Regions from separate parts of the Homo sapiens genome. Here all the other regions are linked to region 1. The links are chromatin contacts, found by Hi-C or POLR2A ChIA-PET in ENCODE. All regions are on one chromosome and are shown on one strand. The core of a region is the stretch at or near the end of the contact, and the rest is flanking DNA. Distances in the headings are between cores, read along the strand shown. Region 1 overlaps TANGO6 (transport and golgi organization 6 homolog). Region 2 overlaps TANGO6 (transport and golgi organization 6 homolog). Region 3 overlaps UTP4 (UTP4 small subunit processome component). Region 4 overlaps CDH1 (cadherin 1).

Region 1 (5,693 bases), core at 2,712-5,211:
AGTGATCCTCCCTCCTTGGCCTCCCTAAGTGCTGGGATTACAGGTGTGAGCCATCACACTGGGCCGCTTTCACCCGCAAAATAGGGCTCCTAGTAGTGACTTTGTGAGATTGTTATAATTTTAACAAGCTAGCTCTTTAAAGAATCTAGCATAGTACTTGGAAGATAAAAACCTATTATGATTCCCAGAACATACACCATGAGCATAATCATTGTCAGCTCATTTTCTTTCTCTTTTTACCATTATCACTGTCCATACTATCAGGTTTTAATTAACTTCTTATAACAGAATTACATTTTGAAATCCTATTGTGTTTAATTGGAGTTTTGAATAACATTTTTGTACTTCTTAAGATACTTGCAATTATCTGCCTTATTATTATTATTATTATTATTATTATTATTATTGGTTTACTTGGCTGGGTGCAGTGGCTCATACCTGTAATTCCAGCACTTAGGGAGGACGAGACAGGAGGACTGCTTGGGCCCAGGAGTTCGAGACCAGCCTGAACAACATGGCAAAACCCCATCTCTACTGAAAATACAAAACATTAGCCATGCATGCTGGTGTGTGCCTGTGGTCCTGGCTACCTGTGAGGCTGAGATGGGAATATCACTCGAGCTTGGAGATTGAGGCTGCAGTGAGCTGTGATTGCACCACTGCATTCCAGCCTGGGTGAGAGAGACCATATCTCAAATATAATAATAATAGGTTTACTTTTTTTATTCTTCCCATATATCACAAGCAATATGAAGGATTATGACCCTTACTGATTTCTATATTCACTACAGTACCTAAAACAGTGCTTTGAGCCCAGTGAGTGTTCAGTAAAAGTTTGTTGAATTGAATGCGTTTGTGCTAGCCTTATTGAAAGGTACAACTAAAACATGCAGCATTACGATTATTAATAAAATTCACCATCCTCACACACTTTTTTTTTTTTTTAATTTTTTTCATAGGCAGTAGTCAACATCCTCACACACTTAACCATGTAGAGCCAGTACAGATCTAGGTGAACAGTGCAATTACTTTTCTTTTTTTTTGAGACAGGGTCTTACTCTGTCACCCAGGCTGGAGGGCAGTAGCATGATCATAGCTTATTGCAGCTTTGAATTCCTGGGCTCAAGCGATCCTCCTGCCTCAGCCTACCACGTAGTTAGGACTGTAGGTGTGCACTACCAAGCCTGGCTAATTTTTAAATTTTTTTGTAGAGATGGGGTCTTACTATGTTGCCCAGCTAGGCTTGAATCCTGGCCTTAAACAATCCTCCCTCCATGACCTCCAAAAATTCTGGGATTACAGACATGAGCCACTGTGCCCAGCCCTACAGTATAATTTCTTTGAACATTTATAGAATTAGGGAGAATAGGACATGTCCATGTGGTGGTCACATCTTAAGAGTGATGAAACTGGAGTAAGCAGTGTTTTGGGTTTGGTTTGATTTTCCAAATCCAGTTTTAAGTTTTTCCCTTTGGTAGTAATTACTTGTTCCTAATAGCAGGGCCTTCAGCAGTAGGACAGTTATCATATGGTTACACAATAGGTAAATTAGGAAACTCAGACATAGCCAAAAGTAGGAAAGGAAGAGGTCAGAAAGCGGGGTAGTTGACCTATTCTGGGCAGTTCTAGGGACTGCACACATGAAATGGTGCTGCTCCAGTTCACTGTCTTGTTTCAGCCTGTCTGCCAAACTCAAATTGTTTCATTGCCATATCTGAGCACATCTTTGGAGCTAAAATGGTGTGATTCGGATGAGATATTGCTTAAGACGCTGAGCCCTGCTAGGTGTTTGGTGTGTGATTCCCGTTGCTCTGGCCAGGCAGTCATGGGATTATTCTTCACCATTTCCTTTTTTCTAGGTGTACGTGGTTGGGAATGAACCTTTAACAGTTTTGATGGATTCCCTGCTTCCAGTCCTGGGAGTGCTTTTTCTTCTCTACTGTTTTACTAAGCAGAGTGTGTCTCACATAAGGTAAACAATCAAGGGACCCTTATTTGTTTATAAATTGTGACGTCTTTTTTGCATGTTGTTTTTGTTCTTATTTTGAATTTATATTTGCCACTTTGAAATTATCATTTCCTTTCAAAGTCAGGAAAACACTGGGATCTTCCTATTTTGCTCATCTAGAAGAGAACAAGAATTTTGCAGATCACAGGGCATTGGATACAGTTTTTAGAATGACTTTCCTCAGCCTCTGTCCTAAATCTCAAAGACAAAATCTCTGTTTACATGTGTAAACATGCCACTTTTCGATCAGTGAGAAATACTGCAATTACATGTCTAGGAAGAAGGAAATAGGGGATGGATCATAATGACCTTGTGGGGAGTTAGAAAACACATTTGGGAAATCTAGATCTGAATGTGGCACTTTGTAATTTAGCCTAGGATTTGGTGTTGGTGATGCAGTGTGTTGTTTAGATAGAAGGGATTTCTTAGTCATCCAGAAAATACTCCTTTGTCGTAGAATTTAAGTAGGATTCATTTTGTATCAGCTCTATTTTCACAGTAATTTATGTTGTTTCTTCCTCCAGGTAAGAGTTATCTTATCTCAAGTCCTATAGAATTACGATTTTTGGTGTTTGGAGATCCTCACATGTAATCCAATATGCAATAATAGTACCTTCTTCACAGAGTTATTGTGAAGACTAAATATGCATTAATGTGTTTAGTACAGTCCCCGGCAAATAGTAAGCTCAATAAATGGTAGCTATCATTATCACCATTGCTAAGTGGTGAAGGAAAACACCATCTTTTGTACTATTCAAAGCTTACATAGTTCCCCTGGCTCTTCAGCTTGAGTCAGCACATCCTTGTATCCCACAGCTGCAATGGCAACGACAAGAGAGAATGCATTGGAAGAGGGAGGCTGTACATCTGTGAACTTGGTTTCAAGGGACAGTCCACAAAATAACTCTTGTTTTTGTTTTTTTTGAGACGGAGTCTCGCTCTGTTGCCCAGACTGGGGTGCAGTGGTGCGATCTCGGCTCACTGCAACCTCTGCCTCCTGAGTTCAGGCGATTCTCCTGCCTCAGCCTCCTGGGTAGCTGGGCTTATAGGCACCTTCCACCATGCCCGGCTAATTTTTGTAGTTTTAGTAGAGACAGTGTTTCACCATGTGGCCAGCCTGGTCTCGAACTCCTGACCTCAGGTGATCCACCCACCTCAGCCTCACAAAATGCTGGGATTACAGGCGTGAGCCACCGCACCTGGCCTCTTGTTTTTGTTTTAAAACTCAAGTCCTCACAGCACTGTCATGTTCTCATCAGAGACTGACAAGGAACATGTGAACGATGATTTAGTTCCTCTTCTAGTTGATTGGCACAGATGAAAGGGGTTGAGGAATCAGCAATATTTTGTTGGTATGCTGTTTCTTGGTCTCCAGCTGTTGGTCTTGCTGAGAGTAGATGATTTTTATCCGTGTATACTTTCTTTGACAGTGCCTGATGCAAAGGCAGTAGTACACTTGGAATTACCAAAAAAAAAAAAAAAAAAAATCACGTGGGGCTCATGTGGCAAATCAGGGTTGCTGCCAGAGCCAAGGATTAGTCAGTCACTCATTGAATTTCAGGATATTTGCATTCTGAAATTCACAAGAAGCATACTTTCCATTCCTGCATTTCAGTAGTACTAGGAGATTGTGCCAGCATTTAAAATGCAGTGGAACCTGACAGCCTTTCTTTCTTTTTTTATGTTAGCTTGTTAGATGCATGGAGTAAGATGACAAGCTCATTCATAACTGCTTTTTCTGCCAGGTCACTTTGCCAAGAAATCTTATTATGGATTCTGGGGAAGCTGGAAAGGAAGAAGGCAATTGCCAGCCTGAAAGGATTTGCAGGGTTGGACAAAGCTGTGCCCTCTCTCCATTCTCTGTGTCAGTTTAGAGTTGCCACTCAAGGTGGCATTATGATTACCATCAAAGAGGCCATTAGGTGAGTCCACCCATCCGTTACTGTTCTCTTCAGATTTAGTTCCGCCCAAAAGGCCATTCAGTGATTCAACCACTAAGGGGCGCTGATAGAAAAGAAACCAGAAACTCAAGTGGCTCAGGTGCCTGCTATTTATATTCTCTAAATGAAACGTGAGCCTTAAATAATCCTCCAGGTTTTTTCCTAAGATGCCTGCTAATAGTTGGTGCAATTTACTGGAGCCTCACAGCTCTGCATCACAACAAGCCCACTTACTCCACCATCTTTGCCAGTTAATCAGAGTAAAGGGCAGACACATGTTCACCCTTAACACCATAATAATCCAATTATCTTTCTGACTCTCAAAATGGTATATGTGTGTGTTTATAGTCAGACTTATTCCTGAGGGAAATTGTCTAATAGCTATCTTTTATGGTAATTTTATGATGGAAATTTGTTTCTCATAGGGATTGATTAGAAAGTGCTTAATAAATATTAGTGGAATGGATCATTTATTTCTCCAGCATCTCACAATTGCATATTTTAAATTATTTCCACTTTCTGGATGATCTAATGTTATTACCTCAGAACGTAAATTCCTGTTGGTCATAGTCCATGTAACATTCATGGGTGACTGCTATCCTGTTTGGATTTCACATCACATTCAAAGTGCTGCTGTTTGTTGAAGTGTTGAAATATAATTATATATTCATGGTTAACTTGGTAAAGTTGTAAAACACCCCTTCAGTTTGATGGACTTGAGGAAAATAGAAAAACACATAGATTGCAAACAGAATTATCAGTACAAACGCAAGCTGCTATTCTGCCCAGCAACAGTTATCAAGAAGATGTTTTTGGCCAGGCACGGTGGCTCACACCTGTAATCCCAGCACTTTAGGAGGCTGAGGCGGGTGGATCACCTGAGGTTAGGAGTTTGAGACCAGCCTGGCCAACATGGTGAAACCCCATCTCTATTAAAAATACAAAAATTAGCCAGGCATGGTAGTGCATGCCTGTAGGCCTAGCTACTTGTGAGGCTGAGGCAAAAGAATTGCTTGAATCAGGAGGTGGAAGTTACAGTGAGCTGGGATCGTACCACTGCACTCCAGCCTGGGCAACAGGGCGAGACCATCTCAAAAAAAAAAAAAAAAAAAAGAAGGACCAGGCGTGGTGGCTCACACCTGTAATCCCAGCACTTTGGGAGGCCGAGGTGGGTAGATCACTTGAGGTCAGGAGTTCAAGACCAGCCTGGCCAACATGGTGAAACCCCATCTCTACTAAAAATATAAAAATTAGCCGGTTGTGGTGGCTGGCGCCTGTAGTCACAGCTACTCAGGAGGCTGAGGCAGGACTGTCACTCGAACCCAGGAGATGAAGGTTGCAGTAAGCCAAGATTGCGCCACTGCACTTCAGCCTAGGTGACAGAGTGAGACTCTGTCTCAAAAAAAAAAAAAGAAGTTTATTTAAAGAAACTCTATAAGAGCAGCTTGGATTTTATATCTTTAGATCCAGAGTTTTTACTTTTCTGGAATTAAATATAATTGTTTGGAATTTACTCTTTATTGTTGAATTTTAAAGCGTGACTAAAGTAGTGCTTCTTAAGATAATTGTCATGTGTTTTTGTTTTGTTTTGTTTTGTTTTTTGGTGCTGAGTGTTGCTCTGTCGCTCAGACTGGAGTGCAATGGCATGATCTTGGCTCACTGCAACCTCTGCCTCCTGGGTTCAAGCAATTCTCTTGTCTCAGCCTGCCAAGTAGCTGGGACTACAGGTGCGCGCCACCATGCCA
Region 2 (5,381 bases), core at 490-2,989, 170 kb after region 1:
ATGCTTATATATATAGGATAGAAAAAGATCTTGGGGCCAGGCGCAGTGGCTCACGCCTGTAATCCCAGCACTTTGGGAGGCCGAAGCGGGGGGATCACCTGAGGTCAGAAGTTTAAGACCAGCCTGGCCAACATGGTGAAACCCCGTCCCTAATAAAAATACAAAAATTAGCCAGGCATGGAAGTGCTTGTCTGTAATCCCAGCTACTTGAGAGGCTGAGGCAGGAGAATCACTTGAACCTGGGAGGCAGAGGTTGCAGTGAGCCAAGATCACACCACTACACTCCAGCCCGGGTGACAGAGGGAGACTCCATCTCAAAAAAAAAAAAAACAAAAAAACACACACAAAAGATCTTGGGGAGATGTGCTCTGCTACAAGGGTTTGTGATAAATGATTAATTTTCTTAATTGCTATAGTTTGCAAGAATCAATATTATTATTATTATTATTATTATTATTATTATTATTATTTTCTGAGACGGAATTTCGCTCTGGTTGCCCATGCTGGAATGTAATGGGGTGGTCTTGGCTCACTGCAACCTCTGTCTCCCAGATTCAGGCAATCCTCCTGCCTCAGCCTCCCAAGTAACTGGGATTACAGGTACCCACCACCATGCCCAGCTAATTTTTGTACTCTTAGTAGAGACGGGGTTTCACCATGTTGGCCAGGCTGGCCTCAAACTCCTGACCTCAGGTGATCCACCCACCTCTGGCCTCCCAAAGTGTGATTACAGGTGTGAGCCACCATAAAATTAGGAATGCCTTTGTTAAAGCAAAATTTAGGAATGCCTTTGTTCCCAGATACTGGGATATCTGGACACTTCCAAGTCTGAGTCTGTTTGGTAAACATTATCAATCTATTCCCTTAACCATAAACACCTAGAAGTTAGGAATGCCTAACTTCTGGAAATGCAGCCCAGCAAGTCTCAGCCTCATTTTCCAGCCCTCACTCAAAATGCAGTCACTCTGGTTTTAACGCCTCTGACACAATGAGTGTATGCTAGCATTTAACGTTTTTGTCCTTTTATATTTAGCAACTCATTTTCCTATTAAGAAGTTATAGATGGAAAAACCTCTGCTAGATCACCGTGTCCAGAGTCCTTTTTCTGTAAATGTCTTATTTTTGACCATTCATGTTGTGTTTTGTTGATCTCACACAATAAGAACAGAATAGCCATTTCATTCACCAAGTTCCAGTAGTAAAAAACACCTTGAAATGTAAATGACCTTTAAAATATTAAAATAATTTTTAAGTGTAAATGAATCTACTCATTACCGTCTTTACTCATGGAGCTTGTGTTAGAGAGGTAGTCTAACTAGAGCCTTTTTTCTTCCTCTATTTTCATATATTCTGGATTGTGGTAATATGGTTTTTATAATCAAACAAATCAATTTAGGAAGTAAAGAGAAGAAAGATATTTGCCATTTATTTCTTCTTTTGATCTTAAAGATACAACCACTCCGCAAATGTTCCAGGTCAAGCTCATTGAAAGAGTCAAACACTGTCTTCCTGCTTTTCCATTGAATGTGCACCTGTGTGCCCAAGGCAGTCTTTTACTCACACCTTCCCTTTTCAGTTTGCCAAGCCTCTTCTGGTCCTTTCTGAGCCACGTCTAACCCTAAAGACTGCCCTTGTCCCTGAAGCTTCAGCTTTGTGTGTTTCAGGCCAACTGGCGCCTGGAAAGAGGGAGGGTGAAGAGAGAGGGAGACCGTGTGTGTGTGTGTGTGTGTGTGTGTGTGTGTGTGTGTGTGTAGAGAGAGGGAGACCGTGTGTGTGTGTGTGTATGTGTGAAGAGAGAGGGAGACCGTGTGTGTGTGTGTGTGTGTGTGTGTGTGTGTCACATGCGCTCTCTAAATTCTTTTGATAAAGAATCTGAACGCCACTCCCTTCCAAAGAGTTTTCAGACCAGGAGTCTGGGTACTTCTTTAAGATATCCTTGGCCTAAGCTTCTCAGATGGTGAAAGTGTTTGTTTCAACCACTGACTGCAAGCAGCTAAACTAGCTTTCCTGTGAATGAGACGCACCCAGCCTACTCACAGCCATACCCACTCCACCTTGCCCTGGAGTCCTTGGGCCTGATACAGTTGGGGGATGAACAGCAGGTGTGCTGAACTCATAATGAGAGGTTTCCGCTGTGGGATTGCCTATATCCTGCCCCCGACAGAGGCTCCTGTAACTTTACCTTTGAACTCTCCTTGTATTCAGCCCCTGATCCATGGGATTTGGTGACAATCCCTGGCTGGCAGGAAGCTTTGATCCTTGGGGAGTCCAGAGGAAGTCCTATGATGTGTGGGATCCCTAGAGTCACAGGGATTGGGAAGAAGCTCTATACCAGGATGGGTTGCTAAGATAGACCCATTAATTAAGCAGGAGGCTTTGCTTAACACTCAGTTACTAAAAACAGAGATCCGGTAACTGATAACAGGGAGCTCAGCACCCCTCAAGTGTGGAGTGGGTTTTGCACAGGCAGTATTGTTATTTTAAGGACACAGAAGTGCCCAGGGGGAAATTCCTACCCACACGGAGAAAGAGCAGAATACCTGTGAGTATCCCTTTTTAACAAGTAAAAGCTGACTTTACTTTGAATGTTAGGAGGCTCTAGCAAAAAAATCTCAAAGATATTTCTAAGTGAAAGATTCCTCTAAAAGGAAAAAAAAAAAAAAGATGACCTTGTAACAAACACTGGAGGATGGGGCACAGGAAGCCAGGAGAGCAGCCTGGGTGACAGAGTGAGACCTTCTTTAAAAAAAAAAAAAAAGTGGAAGCTCTAGAATTTCTATATATAGAGATGCTTTGGGCTATAATCCATTGGAGAGAGTGTTGGGAGATTTGTCTTTAGGCTGTACCTGCATAGCAAGCATGCTGGTTTTGCTTGGAAACTGCCTTCTTTTTGTGATGGCCTGGGAGCTGGAACTTACTAAAGTTCCCCCAAGCCATTTCCTTGGTGCCACCCACTGGCTGGGAATAAATGTCAGAGTGAAGGCACTTTCACAGAGCAGGTACAGGTTCCTCTTCCTCCACCCACCTCCAAAGGCGGAAATGACTTCCTTTGCTTCCAGAGAATTGCCTGCGTTTCTCTCTTAGAACGGAGATCACTCCATGTGGGGTGTGTGTACTGCCTCCCCACAGGGCTGTAGCTGCCACCTGGGAGGGTTCGTGCCTTATTCATCTTTTTTATCGCCAGCACAGTGCCTGGGCATGACAGAGGCCCATAGTACTGATTATTGAATGAGTGAGTAATCATGAGGCAATAGCGGTGGAGAGTCATCCTCTGCCGGGAATTAGCTCATTTTCATGCGGCCAGCCTCAGGAAAAATAAGACTTCCTTGCCCAAAGACAGGTTAGAAAGGGCACTCGAAGCCAGGCCTGGTGGCTCACGCCTGTAATCCCAGCATTTTGGGAGGCCGAGGCCGGCAGATCACAAGGTCAGGTGTTTGAGACCAGCCTGGCCAATATGGTGAAACCCAGTCTCTACTAAAAATACAAAAATTAGCTCGGCATGGTGGCGGGCGCCTGTAATCCCAGCAATATGGGAGGCTGAGGCAGGAGAATCGCTTGAACCCAGGAGGCAGAGGTTGCAGTGAGCCGAGATCATGCCATTCACTGCTCTCCAGCCTGGGGGGCACAGAGCAAGACTCCATCTTAAAAAAAAAAAAAAAAGGCACTCGGGTGAGGCCACAGAGTCAGGCCCCCGACCTAGGAGACCTGACTGTGGCTCAGAAGCTCCCTGAGAAAGCCCAGGAGGTAACTGCCCAGCAGGGACCAGGCAGCATCTTCCTGAGGTTTGCTCACAGGACTCAGGTGCTTCACGTGGTGACACTGGGCTAGGAGCATTGAGGGTTGTTTGCAGGCTGACCGTATAATATGTGGGTCCCAGTGCAGATTAAAATGCAGGGCTCCTTGCTAGGGAAAACAAATAACAACAACAAGAAGAAAGTACCATTAGTGCTGTGTGTGTGTGTGTATATATATATATATTACAGAAAAGGAGTCCCGATCCAGACCCCAAAAGAGGCTTCTTGGATCTTGTGCAAGAGGGAATTCAGGGCGAGTCTGCAGTGGAAAGTAAAAGCAAATTTATTAAGAGAGTAAAGTAGTGAAAGAACAGCTGCTCCATAGACAGAGTAGGACGTTCCCGAAAGAGGAGGAACGTGTCCACCCTAGATACAATACTCGTATATATGGGGCGATGTGCTCTGCTACAAGGACTTGTGATAAAGGATTAATTTTCTCAATTACTATACTTTACAAGTATCAAATTATCATCTTTAAAGCAAAATTAGGAATGTCTTTGTTCTCCAGATATCGGGATATCTGGACACTCCTAAGTCTGAGTCTGTTTGGTAAACATTATTAATTCATTCCCTTAACCATAAACATCTAGAGGTTAGGAATACCTAACTTTCTGGGAATGCAGCCCAGCAAGTCTCAGCCTCATTTTCCAGCTCTCACTCAAAATGGAGTCACTCTGGTTCGAATGCCTGTGTGTGTGTGTGTGTGTGTGTGTGTGTGTGTGTGTGTGTATAATTATTATTATTATTTTTTTTTGGAGGCAGAATCTCGCCCTATTGCCCAGGCTAGTGTGAGGTGGCGCCATTCTTGGCTCACTGCAACCTCCGCCTCCCAGGTTCAAGCAATTCTCCTGCCTCAGCCTCCTGAGTATCTGGGATTACAGGCATGCGCCACTACGCCTGGCTAATTTTTTAGTAGAGACGGGGTTTCGCCATGTTGCTCAGGCTGGTCTCGAACTCCTGAGCTCAGTTGATCCACCCAGCTTGGCCTTCCAAAAGTGCACAGATTACAGGTATAAGCCACTGTGCCTGGCCTGAAATATAATTTTTTTCCTTCCAAAGTCTGCTTTTTTTTTTTTTTTTAAGAGATGGGGTCTAAGTCTCTCTCTCAACTTGTCATGATGTTTATTATTTGCTGGAGAAAAATTAAAATGTTAAATTATTAGCATGAATTTTACTGTTCATCTTTACATTGTGCAATGCCAATTCTAAATGCAAATATAAGAGCATTAGCTCCTACACAGAATCACTGAAATTACACAATTTGTATTTCATAGTTTACACATGCATATGTATTTCCTTCTTAGCAGAACAGTAGAAACTCTACACAACACGAATTCAACTTTTATTTTTTTTTTTTTTTTGAGACAGGGTCTCACTCTGTCACCCAGGCCAGAGTGCAGTGGCAAGATCATGGCCCACTGCAGCCTCAGCCTCCTGGGTTCAAGCAATCCCCTCACCTCAGCCTCCCGAGTAGCTGGGACTACAGGCACACCCCACCACACCTGGCTAATTTTTGTACTTTTTGTAGAGATGGGGTTTCACCATGTTGTTCAGGCTGCTCTTGAACTCCTGGGGTCAGGCAATCCT
Region 3 (5,708 bases), core at 2,073-4,572, 250 kb after region 1:
CTGCATGGTGCTGCGTGCCTGTAATCCCAGCTACTTGGGAGGCTGAGGCGGGAGAATTGCTTGAACCCGGGAGATAGACGTTGCAGTGAGCTGAGATCGTGCCATTGCACTCCAGCCTGGTCAACAGAGTGCAACTCCAGCTCAAAATAATAATAATAATAATAATAATAATAATAATAATAATAATAAGCCGGGCGTGGTGACTCACGCCTGTAAACCTACCACTTTGGGAGGCCGATGCGGGTGGATTGGCTGAGCTCAGGAGTTCCAGACCAGCCTGGGCAACATGGTGAAACTCTGTCTCTACTAAAATACAAAAAAATTAGCTGGGCGTGGCGGTATGCGCCTGTAGTCCCAGCTACTCGGGAGGCTGAGGCAGGAGAATCGCTTGAACCAGGGAGGCGGAGGTTGCAGTGATCTGAGATCACCCCGCTGCACTCCAGCCTGGGTGACAGAGCAAGACTCTGTCTCCAAACAAACAAACAAACAAAAAATAATAATGCTACTCTGAACATTGAGGTACAAGTACAGGTTGAGTGTCTCTGATCTGGTTGTGCTTGGAACCAGAAGTGTTTCAGATTTTGGATTTTTTTTTGGATTTTGGAATATTTGCATATACATAATGAGATATCTTGGGGATGGGACCCCAGCCTATACAAGAAATGCATTTATGTTTCATACGTCCCTGATACACATAGCCTGACGGTAGTTTTGTACAATATTTTATTCATTTTGTGCATGAAACACAGTTTTGACTGTGATCCAGCAGATGAGGTCAGATGTGAAGTTTTCTACTTGTGGTGTCATGTTAGCACTCAAAAAGTTTCGGATTTTGGATTAGGAATCCTTTTTTTTTCTTTTTAGCTGGGACTACAGGCTCATGCCACCACGCCTGTCTAATTTTTGTTTTGTTGTTTTGTTTGTTTGTTTTGTTTTTCGAGACGGAATCTTGCTCTGTCGCCTAGGCTGGAGTGCAGTGGCGTGATCTCCGCTCACTGCAAGCTCCGCCTCCCTGGTTCACGCCCCATTCTCCTGCCTCAGCTTCCCAAGTAGCTGGGACTACAGGCGCCCGCCACCACACCCGGCTAATTTTTTGTATTTTTTTTTTCAGTAGAGATGGGTTTTCACCGTGTTAGCCAGGATGGTCTTGATCTCCTGACCTTGTGATCTGCCCGCCTCGGCCTCCCAAAGTGCTGGAATTACAGGCGTGAGCCACCGTGCCCAGCCTAATTTTTGTATTTTTAATAGAGACGGGGTTTCATTATGTTGGCCAGGCTGGTGTCTAACCCCTGACTTCAAGTGATCCGCCCGCCTCGGCTTCCCAAAGTGTTGGAATTACAGATGTGAGCCACTGCGCCCGGCCTAATTTTTGTATTTTTAATAGAGACGGGGTTTTATCATGTTGGCCAGGCTGGTCTCTAACCCCGACCTCAAGTGATCCGCCCGCCTCAGCCTCCCAAGGTGCTGTGATTACAGGCCTGAGCCACCACGCCTGGCCCTGGATTAGGAATCTTCAATCTGTATTAGTATAGCTGTTTGAGTTCCTGCCTTCAATTCTTTTGGATGTATATCTTCATTACTTTTTTTTTTTTTTTTTGAGACACGGTCTTGCTCTGTCACCCAGGTGGAGTGCAGTGGTGTAATCCTGGCTCACTGCAGCCTCTGCCTCCCAGGCTCGAGCAATCCTACCTCAGCCTCCCAAGTGGCTGGGACTACAGGCATGCACCACCAGGCTAAGTTTTTAACATTTTTTGTAGAGATGCAGTCTCACTATGTTGCCCAGGTTGGTCTCAAATTCCTGGGTTGAAGTGATTCTCCTGCCTTCCAAAGTGCGGGATTACAGATGTGAGCCATCACATCTAGCCACATTACTACTCTTGTTTGGGTTTTTTGTGTTGTGAGTTGTGTTTTTTTGTTTTGTTTTGTTTTTTCTTGTTTATTTCTTTCATTCTTTTTAAAGATGAGACTTTGGGAGGCTGAGGCGGGCGGATCACCTGAGGTCAGGAGTTTGAGACCAGCCTGGCAAACGTGGTAAAACCCTGTCTATACTGAAAAATAAATACAAGCCTGGGCACGGTGACTCACACCTGTAATCCCAGCACTTTGGGAGGCCGAGGAGGGTATATCCCCTAGGTCAGGAGTTTGAGACCAGCCTGGACAACATGGTGAAACCCCATCTCTACTAATAATACAAAAATTAACCAGGCATGGTGGCGCACGCCTGTAATCCCAGCTACTCAGGAGGCTGAGGCAGAAGAATGGCTTGAACCAAGGAGGCAGGGGTTGTGGTGAGCTGAGATCGCGCCATTGCACTCCAGCCTGGGCGACAAGAGTGAAACTCTGTCTCAAAAAAAACAAAAACAAAAATTAGCCGGGTGTGGTGGTGTGTGCCTGTAATCCCAGCTACTTGGGAGCCTGAGGTGGGAGAATCTCTTGAACCCGGGACGGCAGAGGTTGCAGTGAGCCGAGATCATGCCACTGCCCTCCAGCCTGGGTGACAGAGCGAAACTCCGTCTCAAAAAATACAAACAAACAAACAAAAAAAGATGAGGTCTCACTATGTTGTGCAGACTGGTCTCCAACTTCTGGGCTCAAGTGATCCTCCTACCCAGTCTCCTGAGTAGCTGGGACTACAGGTTTGTGCTGCTCTGCCCACCTTGTTTATTTAAGAAACTTTTTTATTGGTGTTTCTTGCATTTTTTTTTCTTTTTTTAAGCCAGAGTCTCGCCCTGTTGCCCAGGCTGGAGTGCAGTGGTGCGATCTTGGCGTACTGCAACCTCTGCCTCCCAGGTTCAAGTGATTCTCGTGCCTCAGCCGTCCAAATAGTTGGGATTACAGGCATGCGCCACCACGCCCAGCTAATTTTTGTATTTTTAGTAGCGACGGGGTTCACCATGTTGGCCAGGCTGGTCTCAAACTCCTGGCCTCAAGTGATCCACCCAGCTCAGCTTCTCAAAGTGCTGGGATTATAGGAGTGAGCCACCATGCCTGGCTGATGTTTCTTGGATATTTTTAATGAAATAAACGTTATTAAGAAACACCTGTTCTAGTTCCAAATAAAGGATTTTCAGTATTTTTATTGGTTTAATACATTTCTTTAGTGATAATAACTTGATCATGTTAAATATTCGTATTAAATAACATGATATGAATTTCTTTGTTAGGTTTTCTCTTATGTTCTTTCGAAGGATTTAAATTTCTCAAGTAGGTCCTAGGTATTTTCTCTCTCTCAATGCTATTCTAAGGAGATCTATGTTGGGTATATGAAGCGTTGCTGTACTGTAGACGTTAATTTTGTCAGTAGGGGGCGCATTGTTACCAGTGTCTGAGCTTGCTCCTTTGATGGAATCCTTAGCTTCTGGAAGGAAAAGACCCTTGTAACTTTCCTACTGATTCTGGGCATAGGTTTACCCCTAAGCTGCTGAGACAGAAAGCCTCGGAATATTTTTCCAACCAGACCTTGTTTTGCTTACGTGTACCTCCCTCATGATTTAATTCCTCAGCAAGAAGACAGTTTCGTGGTGGGCACAGCCGAGGGAACAGTCTTCCATTTTCAGCTGGTCCCTGTGACATCTAACAGCAGTGAGAAGCAGTGGGTGCGGACAAAACCGTTCCAGCATCACACTCATGACGTGCGCACTGTGGCCCACAGCCCAACAGCGCTGATATCTGGAGGTGGGTTCCCCCTCTGGTGAGGCTGCTGCTTTACCCTGCCCAGTTCTGGCTGTTCTCGTGAGGATGACTTCTAATTCTGTACACCTTCTCCCCTGCTTTCCCAGGCACTGACACCCACTTAGTCTTTCGTCCTCTCATGGAGAAGGTGGAAGTAAAGAATTACGATGCCGCTCTCCGAAAAATCACCTTTCCCCACGTAAGTGTCCATTCCAAGCCCCTGCTAACCCCTCATCTCCCCATCCCTGTGTCCCCCTGTCCCACAAGCTCTGAACACAGCTCACGCTCGGCAAATTTGTAGGACTTTTTTTTTTTTTTTGAGACAGAGTTTGCTCTTGTTGCCCAGGCTGGAGTGCAATGGCGCGATCTCGGCTCACCACAACCTCCACCTCCCGGGTTCAAGCGATTCTCCTGCCTCAGCCTCCCGAGTAGCTGGGATTACAGGCATGCGCCACCGCGCTCAGCTAATTTTATATCTTTAGTAGAGACTGGGTTTTTCCATGTTGGTCAGGCTGATCTCGGAACTCCCAACCTCAGGTGATCTGCCCGCCTCAGCCTCCCAAAGTGCTGGTATTACAAGTGTGAGCCACCACGCTCAGCTTTGTGGTCCTTTTTTTTTCTTTTTTTTTTTTTTTGAGACTGAGTCTCTCTCTGTCGCCCAGGCTGGAGTGCAGTGGTGCGACTCCACTCACTGCAAGCTCCGCCTCCCAGGTTCATGCCATTCTCCTGCCTCAGCCTTCCGAGTGGCTGGGACTACAGGTGCCCACCACCACGCCCGGCTAATTTTTTTATTTTTAGTAGAGGTGGGGTTTCACTGTGTTAACCAGGATGGTCTTGATCTCCTGACTTCGTGATACGCCCGCCTCGGCCTCCCAAAGTGCTGGGCTTACAGGCGTGAGCCACTGTGCCCAGCCCCTGCCTTTTTTTTTTTTTTAACCATCTGGGACATGGAGATATTGTAGGACTTTCTGTAGCTACCTTCTTCATTCCTTCTGTTTTTGAGGCAAGCCACTGCAAAGACATTTATGGGGGCAGGAGATATGCAGCAGCACACCTAGTTCAGTTTCTGGGGAAATTTTTCCCTTTTCCAAATAGTTGTGGGTTATGGGAATTTTGTTAGTTTGTCTTTCAGGGTAGGCTCTATTCTGGGTGGGAGCGGGAAAACCCAGGCTTCCAGTGTTCTAGGTAAATGGTACCATCTTCCCAAGCTAGAAAACTTGCTCCCCACACCTGCTGCCCCATTCATTCAAGCAGTAAACCTCATTGAGTCTACTCATCAGTATCTTTATACATATGTTATAGATATAGATAGATAGATAGATAGATCAACAGCTCTATTGAGGCATACTTGATATATTAAAAATCATACATATTTAATGCATATGGTTTGATGAGGTTGAACATAGTCCTCATAATCTCTTGAATCGAGTCATTCATTTCTCTTTGTCTACGCTGGCATCATCCTAGTTTGGATCAGTGTCTTTTCTCATCTGGGTTCCTTTACAGTAGCTTCTTAATCATGTCCTTTTATTTGCATTTGTGTCATTCTAGCCTATTCTTCATTGATCTTATTTTATTTTATTTGTTTTTGTTTTTTTGAGACAAGGTCTTGCTCCGTCACCCAGGCTGCACTGCAGTGGTGTAATCTTGGCTCACTGTAACCTCTGCTTCTTGAGCTCAAGCAGTCCTCCCACATCAGCCTCCCGAGTTGCTGGAGCTGCAGGCATGCGCCACCAGGCTCAGCTAATTTCTGTTTTTCTTTTTTTTTTTTTTTTTTTTTTGAGACAGAGCTTTGCTCTTGTTGCCCAGGCTGGAGTGTAGTAGTGAAATCTCGGCTCACTGCAACCTCAGTCTCCTGGGTTCAAGCGATTCTCCTGCCTCAGCCTCCCTAGTAGCTGGGATTACAGGCACCCGCCACCACGCCTAGGTAATTTTTTTTGTATTTTTAGTAGAGACAGGGTTTCACCATGTTGGCCAGGCTGGTCTTGAACTCCTGACCTCAGGTGATCCACCTGCCTTGGCCTCCCAAAGTGCTG
Region 4 (5,975 bases), core at 2,044-4,543, 150 kb before region 1:
CTGGGATTACAGGCGTGAGCCACCGCGCCCGGCACATCTTACAAATCTTTATGTAACCTAGACTGTCCTGCCTTCAGCAGGGTAATGGCTTAATGGGTAGTGTGGCTAGATTTAGCAAATAACAATACAGGACTATCAGTTACATTTGACTTTCAGATAAACGATGGCTAATATTTAGCATAAGTATGTCCCATGCAATATTTGAGACATACTTAAAAAAAAATTATTTGGCAGGGGCAGGGCACGGTGGCCGACTGTAATCCCAGTACTTTGGGAGGCTGAGGCAGGCGGATCATGAGGTCAGCAGATCGAGACCATCCTGGCTAACATGGTGAAACCCCATCTCTACTAAAAATACAAAAAAAAATTGGCCAGGCGTAGTGGCAGGCGCCTATAGTCCCAGCTACTTGGGAGGCTGAGGCAGGAGAATGGCTTGAACCTGGGAGGTGGAGCTTGCAGTGAGCCAAGTGAGCCATTGTACTCCAGCCTGGGTGACAGAGCGAGATTCTGTCTCAAAAAAAAAAAAAAAAAATTATTCGGCAGGGCACAGTGGCTCATGCCTGTAATCCCAGCACTTTGGAATGTTGAGGTGGGAGGATCCCTTGAGACCAGCCTGGGCAACATAGGGAGACCCTGTCTCTACAAAAGATTTTTAAAAATTAGCCAGGCCTGGTGGCATGAGCTGGCAGACCCAGCTACCTGGGAGGCTAAGGTGGGAGGATCACCTGAGACCACAGAGGTCAAGGCTGCAGTGAGCTGTGACTGCCTCCCTGCACTCCAGCCTGGGCGACAGAGTGAGACACTGTCTCAAGAAAAAAGAAAAGTATTTGTTGTTGTACTCTGTATTGTGATCATAAGCAACAGTGTATTGAGCGGTGCTTTCTGTATGTTGAACTCTTCCCGTATGCCATCTCCTGTAACCCTCATGCACACAGGTGTGTCATGCACACAGGAAGTGGGAGAGCCTGGCCGTATGTCTGGTGGCTGTTGGACTCCAAAGTCTGTGCTCTTTATAGCAGGAAAAGGCAACTCACAGAACAGTCTGTGAGCAGCCAGGTGAAAGGGATGGATCATTCCTTCTCTGAAGGTCTCAGGTGACAGAGGTATTTGTCTGTCCATTCACTTAATGAATTTGTGCTGAGCACCTGCCAAGCCCTCTGCTAGGCATTGGGGATGCAGCGGGGCCCAAACAGAGAAAAAGCCCTGTCCTCATGGAATTTCTCTTCTAATTGGAGGGGACAGGTAGATGGTGATGTATGGAAGAAAGAATAAAACTCAGCAGGAAGGGTGATAAAAACTATGCATTGGGGTGGAGAAATTTAGGGGCAGTCATCACTAAGAAGGATGGCATTTGTGTAAAGAAGAAGAAGTGAGGTGCTCAATAGATGTTAGAACTGGACTGTGTCAGCTGGGTGTGGTGGTTTATGACTGTAATCCCAAGCCAAGGCAGGTAGATCTCTTGAGCCCAGGAGTTCAAGACCAGCCTGGGCATGATAGAACCCCGCCTCTACAAAAAATCCAAAAATTAGCCAGGTGTAGTGGCATATGCTTGTAGTCCCAGCTACTTGGGAGCTGGGGTGAGAGGATCACTTGAGCCTGGGAGGTTGAAGCTGCCTGGGAGGTTTAGCCATGATCGTACCACTGCATTCCAGCCTGGGTGACAGGGCAAGACTCTGTCTCAAAAAAAAAAAAAAAAAAAAAATAGAATTGGACTGTATCTTGAGGGGACTGGACTTCTACATTCAAGTCTATATTCATGTCATTGAAAAAGACTGTTCTCTAGTCAGGCATTTTTCTTTTAATTTTTAAATTTTTTGTTAAAATAAATAGAGAGGGTCTTGTTACGTTGCCCAGGCTAGTCTCGAACTCCTGAGCTTAAGCAATACCCCCGCCTTGGCCTCCCAAAGTGCTAGGATTACAGGTCTGAGCCACCATGCCCGGCCAGGCCAGGCATTTTCTAGAGAAGGAATCCTGAGGGCTCATTTTCACATCTCCTTCATTTTTTATTTATTTATCTTTCTCTTTTGACCTGCCACTTTAGGAACATCTCCTTTAAAGGGTATCAGATTCAAACCAGGAAATAATGCTCATTCCAAGCCACTCCCCACCCCTCAGCATGTTGCCCAAGAGGAATATTGCTCCAGCAGAGTTTTCTAAATTTTTTTTTTTTTTTTTTTTGAGACAGAGTCTTGCTCTTGTTGCCCAGGCTAGAGTGCAGTGGCCTGATCTCGGCTCATTGCAACCTCTGCCTCCCGGGTTCAAGCGATTCTCCCACCTCAGCCTCCGGTGTAGCTGGGATTACAGGCATGTGCCACCACACCTGGCTACTTTTTGTATTTTTCGTAGAGACGGGGTTTCACCATGTTGGCCAGGCTGGTCTCCAACTCCTGACCTTAGGTGATAAGCCCTCCTCGGCCTCCCAAAGTGCTGGGATTACAGGCATGAATGAGCCACTGTGCCTAGCCGAGTTTTCTAAAGATTCTTCCTGCAGAGGGATGATATTTTCTAAACAGGCATCATTTAGGGCATATTTTTTTTTTTTTTTTGTGCATGTATACGAGTGTTCCTAGGACCTGGTACTTACTTTGGAATCTCACCTTCAGTACGAGGCTTCCTCCCCAACAAATTCTTCACCACAACTATGTGGGAGTGTTTGAAAAAGGGAACAAGATGACCAACTTGTTGGTGGGGAGAGTTGTGGCTTTCCTATTGGAAAACATCATCCCTTGAATAAGCAGTGAGGCAAACACCTGGGCACTTACTTTATGAACAGGTGGGGTGGGGCCCTGAGTCACCGACATTGAGAGGCCTCTCCTGGTAAGGTTTTTCAATATCAGGTTGAATCAGCGGTGACATCACCCTCTATAGTGACAGGTACTCTAGGTGCCGGCTCTTACTCATAAGTCCCAGGAGATACTAGCCCTAGATCTCGTCTCTGTTAGCTTCGTGCTAAAAGGTTTTGGAGAAATAACAGCTGCTTGGTGACGTTCATGTGGCTGGTTTCATTACCACCTAACTCCCAGGCTTGTAATCATGACTAAATTTTCTGGAGAAAATAGAATTTGTGGTTGTATTTCTTGTAACTTTTGCCTTCTTGTCTCAAGTCTGCATTTAAAAAGAGGCCGGGTGCGGTAGCTCATGCCTGTAATCCAGCACTTCGGGAGGCCAAAGTGGGAGGATTGCTTGAGCCCAGAAGTTGGAGACCAGATTGGGCAACAAAGGGAAACCCTGTCTCTACATACAAAAACAATTACCCAGGCATGGTGGCGTGTGCCTGTGATCCCAGCTTCATGGGAGGCTGAGGCAGGTAGATCCCTTGAGTCCAGGAGGTTAAGGCTGCAGTGAGCTGCGTTTTGCACCACTGCACTCCAGCTTGGGTGACAGAGCGAGACGCTCTCTCAAAAACAAAAAACAAAACAAAACAAAGCCCTCTTCTACTCCTTGAGGTTTTTGGATGTTTCAGAGCTGTATTTTGAGTCTCTGATTTTTGTTTTGTTTTGTTTTGAGACAGAGTCTTGCTCTGTCACCCAGGCTGGAGCGCAGTGTTGGAGTCTCAGCTCACTGCAACCTCCACCTCCCAGGTTCAAGCTATTCTCCTTCCTCAGCCTCCCGAGTAGCTGGGATTATAGGCCAGCGCCACCATGCCCGGCTAATTTTTGTATTTTTAGTAGAGACAGGGTTTCACCATGTTGGCCAGGCTGGTCCTGACCTCAAGTGATCCGCCCACCTTGGCCTCCCAAAGTGCTGGGATTACAGGTGTGAGCCATGGCAACCAGCTGAGTTTTTGATTTTGAAACTTCCTGTAAGTTGTACTTATTTTTCTTTGGGCTTTGTAATTTGGTTATGATTTTTCATTCTTCTTTCTGCTAATCCTCTCACTTCCACCATGGGAGTGTTTAAATACCTGGGAAGCTGTTGAACCTAGGAAACCACATTTTACTTGCCAGATGTGAGGTTTCATTTCTGGTTTTGACAGAGATTTGACTCTTCAGCATTTATTTCTCTTTTAGCCTATGAGCTTCTCTTAGAGAAGATGAACTGGGAGGGTGGAATGCAGCAGGATTGCCTGGATTCCAATCCCAACTGGACCCTTACTTTTCCTGTGATTTTGGGCAAGTTTCTTTCTCTTTCTTTCTTTCTCTCTCTCTTTTTCTTTCTCTCTCTCTCCTTCCTTCCTTCCTTCCTTCCTTTCTTTCTTTCTTTTTTTTGAGACAGGGCCTTTTTCTGTCACCCAGGCTGGAGTGGAGTGGTACAATTTTGGCTCACTGCAACCTCTGCCTCCTGGGCTCAAGTCATCCCCATCCTCCCACCTCAGCCTCCCAAGTAGCTGGGACTACAGGTGCATGCCACCACTCCAGGCTAATCTTTTTTTTTTTTTTTTTTGTATTTTTTGTAGAGACGAGGTTTTGCCATGTTGCCCAGGCTGGTTTTGAACTCCTGAGCTCAAGCCATCTGCCCGCCTCAGCCTCCCAAAGTGCTGGGATTACGGATGTGAGTTGCTGCACTGGCCTGCAAGTTTCTTTCTTTTTTTTCAAATTTTTTTGTGTCCCTCCCCTCTATCCCAACCCCACCCCATTTTGCCTAGGGTAGGCTTCTTTTTATTTCTTTTTTTTTTTTTTTTTTTTTTTTTTTGAGAGAGAGAGAGAGAGAGAGACCCAAATGGGAATTCCCTAGGGCCAGTTTCTTAATCTTTCTGTGCCTCAGTCCCCTCACCTGTACAAAGGGGATAAACATAGCCCCTACCACAAAGGATTGCAATGAGGATTCAATGAGTTAGCATGTGCGAAGTGCTTCCAGTGCCTGGTACGTAGCAACCACTCTTCATTTAGTTTTTATTGGCTGGGCTCCGTGGTACACATCTGTAGTCCTAGCTACTTGGGAGGTTGAGGCAGGAGGATCACTTGAGCCTGGGAGTTTCGAGGCTGCAGTGCATGCTGATTGTGCCCGTGAATAGTTACTGCTCTCCAACCTGGTCAATGTCTCAAGAATCGATCTCTAAAAAAACAAATTAGTTTTTCTCATTAGATGTTTCTGCTTTAGACTTGTGTCAAGGGAGTGAAAAAGCATGGGGCGGGGGGCGGGTAGTGTAAGTGTCAAAGGAGCCACAGAGGATTGAGTATGAGGAAGAGTGATACCCCCTTATCACTTTGCTCTTGACCTCCTAAAGAATAAGACGCTCCTTTGACCCAACATCCATTTGAGTGCAATTTTTTTTTTTTTTGAGATGGAGTCTTGCTCTGTTGCCCAGACTGGTGCCATCTCGGCTCACTGCAACTTCCGCCTCCCGGGTTCAAGCAATTCTCCTGCCTCAGCCTTCTGAGTAGCTGGGATTATAGGCGCCTGCCACCATGCCTGGCTAATTTTTTCTATTTTTAGAGAGATGGGGTTTCACCATGTTGGTCAGGCTGGTCTCAAACTCCTGACCTCAGATGATCTGCCCCTCTAGCCCTCTCAAAGTGTTGGGATTACAGGTGTGAGCCACCGTGCCCAGCTAATTACATTTAATTAATTTATTTTGAAAAATACAAGGTCTCACTGTGTTGCCCAGGTTGGTCTCAAACTCCTCGGCTCGGGCAATCCTCCTGCCTCAGCCTCCGACAAGTGGTGGGATTACAGGGGGCACAGTGGCTCATGCCTGTTATCCCAACACTTTGGGAGGCCAAGGCAGGAGAATCGCTTGAGCCCAAGAGTTCAAGACCAGCCTGGGCAACATAGCAAGACCCCCATCTCTACCAATAATAATAGTATTGTTATACAATGACCACAATAGTCGTTGCATTCATTTATTGATTGAGTACTCAACTGTTCATGTATGATCTTGTTTTTTTAATCCTTGCATCAACTTTAGAGTTAGGTACTATGGCAATTCCATTTTCTTTTCTTTCTTTTTTTTTTTTTTTTGGTTGAGATGGAATTTTGCTCTGTTGCCTGGGCTGGAGTGCAATGGTGCGATCTTGGCTCACTGCAACCTCCGC

What was found. A loop is a pair of places that touch in the nucleus more often than their neighbours do. ChIA-PET counts read pairs that join two places held with the same protein, here RNA polymerase II (POLR2A). Pooled maps may share reads with other maps.
Region 2: a loop to region 1 is called in a pooled map, with 4 times the contacts of the local background. The contact joins two enhancer-like sites. A Hi-C loop is called at or near these places in 4 of 50 pooled maps. POLR2A ChIA-PET finds 5 or more read pairs at or near these places in 10 of 52 experiments (AG04450, H1, HEK293T and 7 more).
Region 3: a loop to region 1 is called in a pooled map, with 2.5 times the contacts of the local background. The contact joins two enhancer-like sites. A Hi-C loop is called at or near these places in 2 of 50 pooled maps. POLR2A ChIA-PET finds 5 or more read pairs at or near these places in 3 of 52 experiments (GM12878, HEK293T and WTC11).
Region 4: a pooled map shows a loop between it and region 1 (2.8-fold over the local background). The contact joins two enhancer-like sites. A Hi-C loop is called at or near these places in 2 of 50 pooled maps. POLR2A ChIA-PET finds 5 or more read pairs at or near these places in 3 of 52 experiments (A549, activated CD4-positive, alpha-beta T cell and activated T-cell).

The regions. Positions count from the first base shown.
Region 1 is chr16:68,898,575-68,904,267 of GRCh38, forward strand. It overlaps TANGO6 (transport and golgi organization 6 homolog), which reads left to right. Exons shown (of 18, transcript NM_024562.2): 8 at 1,860-1,972; 9 at 3,754-3,930. Among named protein-coding and RNA genes, the nearest start is that of TANGO6, 58 kb to the left of the region's middle. Within about 2 kb of position 3,962, at least 2 of the 41 ENCODE cell types and tissues checked have a DNase peak (open chromatin) inside an H3K27ac peak, as active enhancers do.
Region 2 is chr16:69,070,317-69,075,697 of GRCh38, forward strand. The region is part of intron 17 of TANGO6 (transport and golgi organization 6 homolog); the gene reads left to right. Among named protein-coding and RNA genes, the nearest start is that of HAS3, 33 kb to the right of the region's middle. RefSeq lists enhancers at 1,342-2,061, 2,062-2,779, 2,780-3,498, 3,499-4,216. Within about 2 kb of position 1,740, at least 8 of the 41 ENCODE cell types and tissues checked have a DNase peak (open chromatin) inside an H3K27ac peak, as active enhancers do.
Region 3 is chr16:69,147,034-69,152,741 of GRCh38, forward strand. It overlaps UTP4 (UTP4 small subunit processome component), which reads left to right. Exons shown (of 17, transcript NM_032830.3): 7 at 3,504-3,675; 8 at 3,780-3,871. Among named protein-coding and RNA genes, the nearest start is that of UTP4, 17 kb to the left of the region's middle. Within about 2 kb of position 3,323, at least 2 of the 41 ENCODE cell types and tissues checked have a DNase peak (open chromatin) inside an H3K27ac peak, as active enhancers do.
Region 4 is chr16:68,753,603-68,759,577 of GRCh38, forward strand. All of the region lies in intron 2 of CDH1 (cadherin 1), which reads left to right. Among named protein-coding and RNA genes, the nearest start is that of CDH1, 19 kb to the left of the region's middle. RefSeq lists enhancers at 1-891, 2,925-3,069, 3,063-3,162, 3,654-3,798, 3,843-3,892 and 1 more and cis regulatory regions at 2,997, 3,726, 5,207. Within about 2 kb of position 3,294, at least 16 of the 41 ENCODE cell types and tissues checked have a DNase peak (open chromatin) inside an H3K27ac peak, as active enhancers do.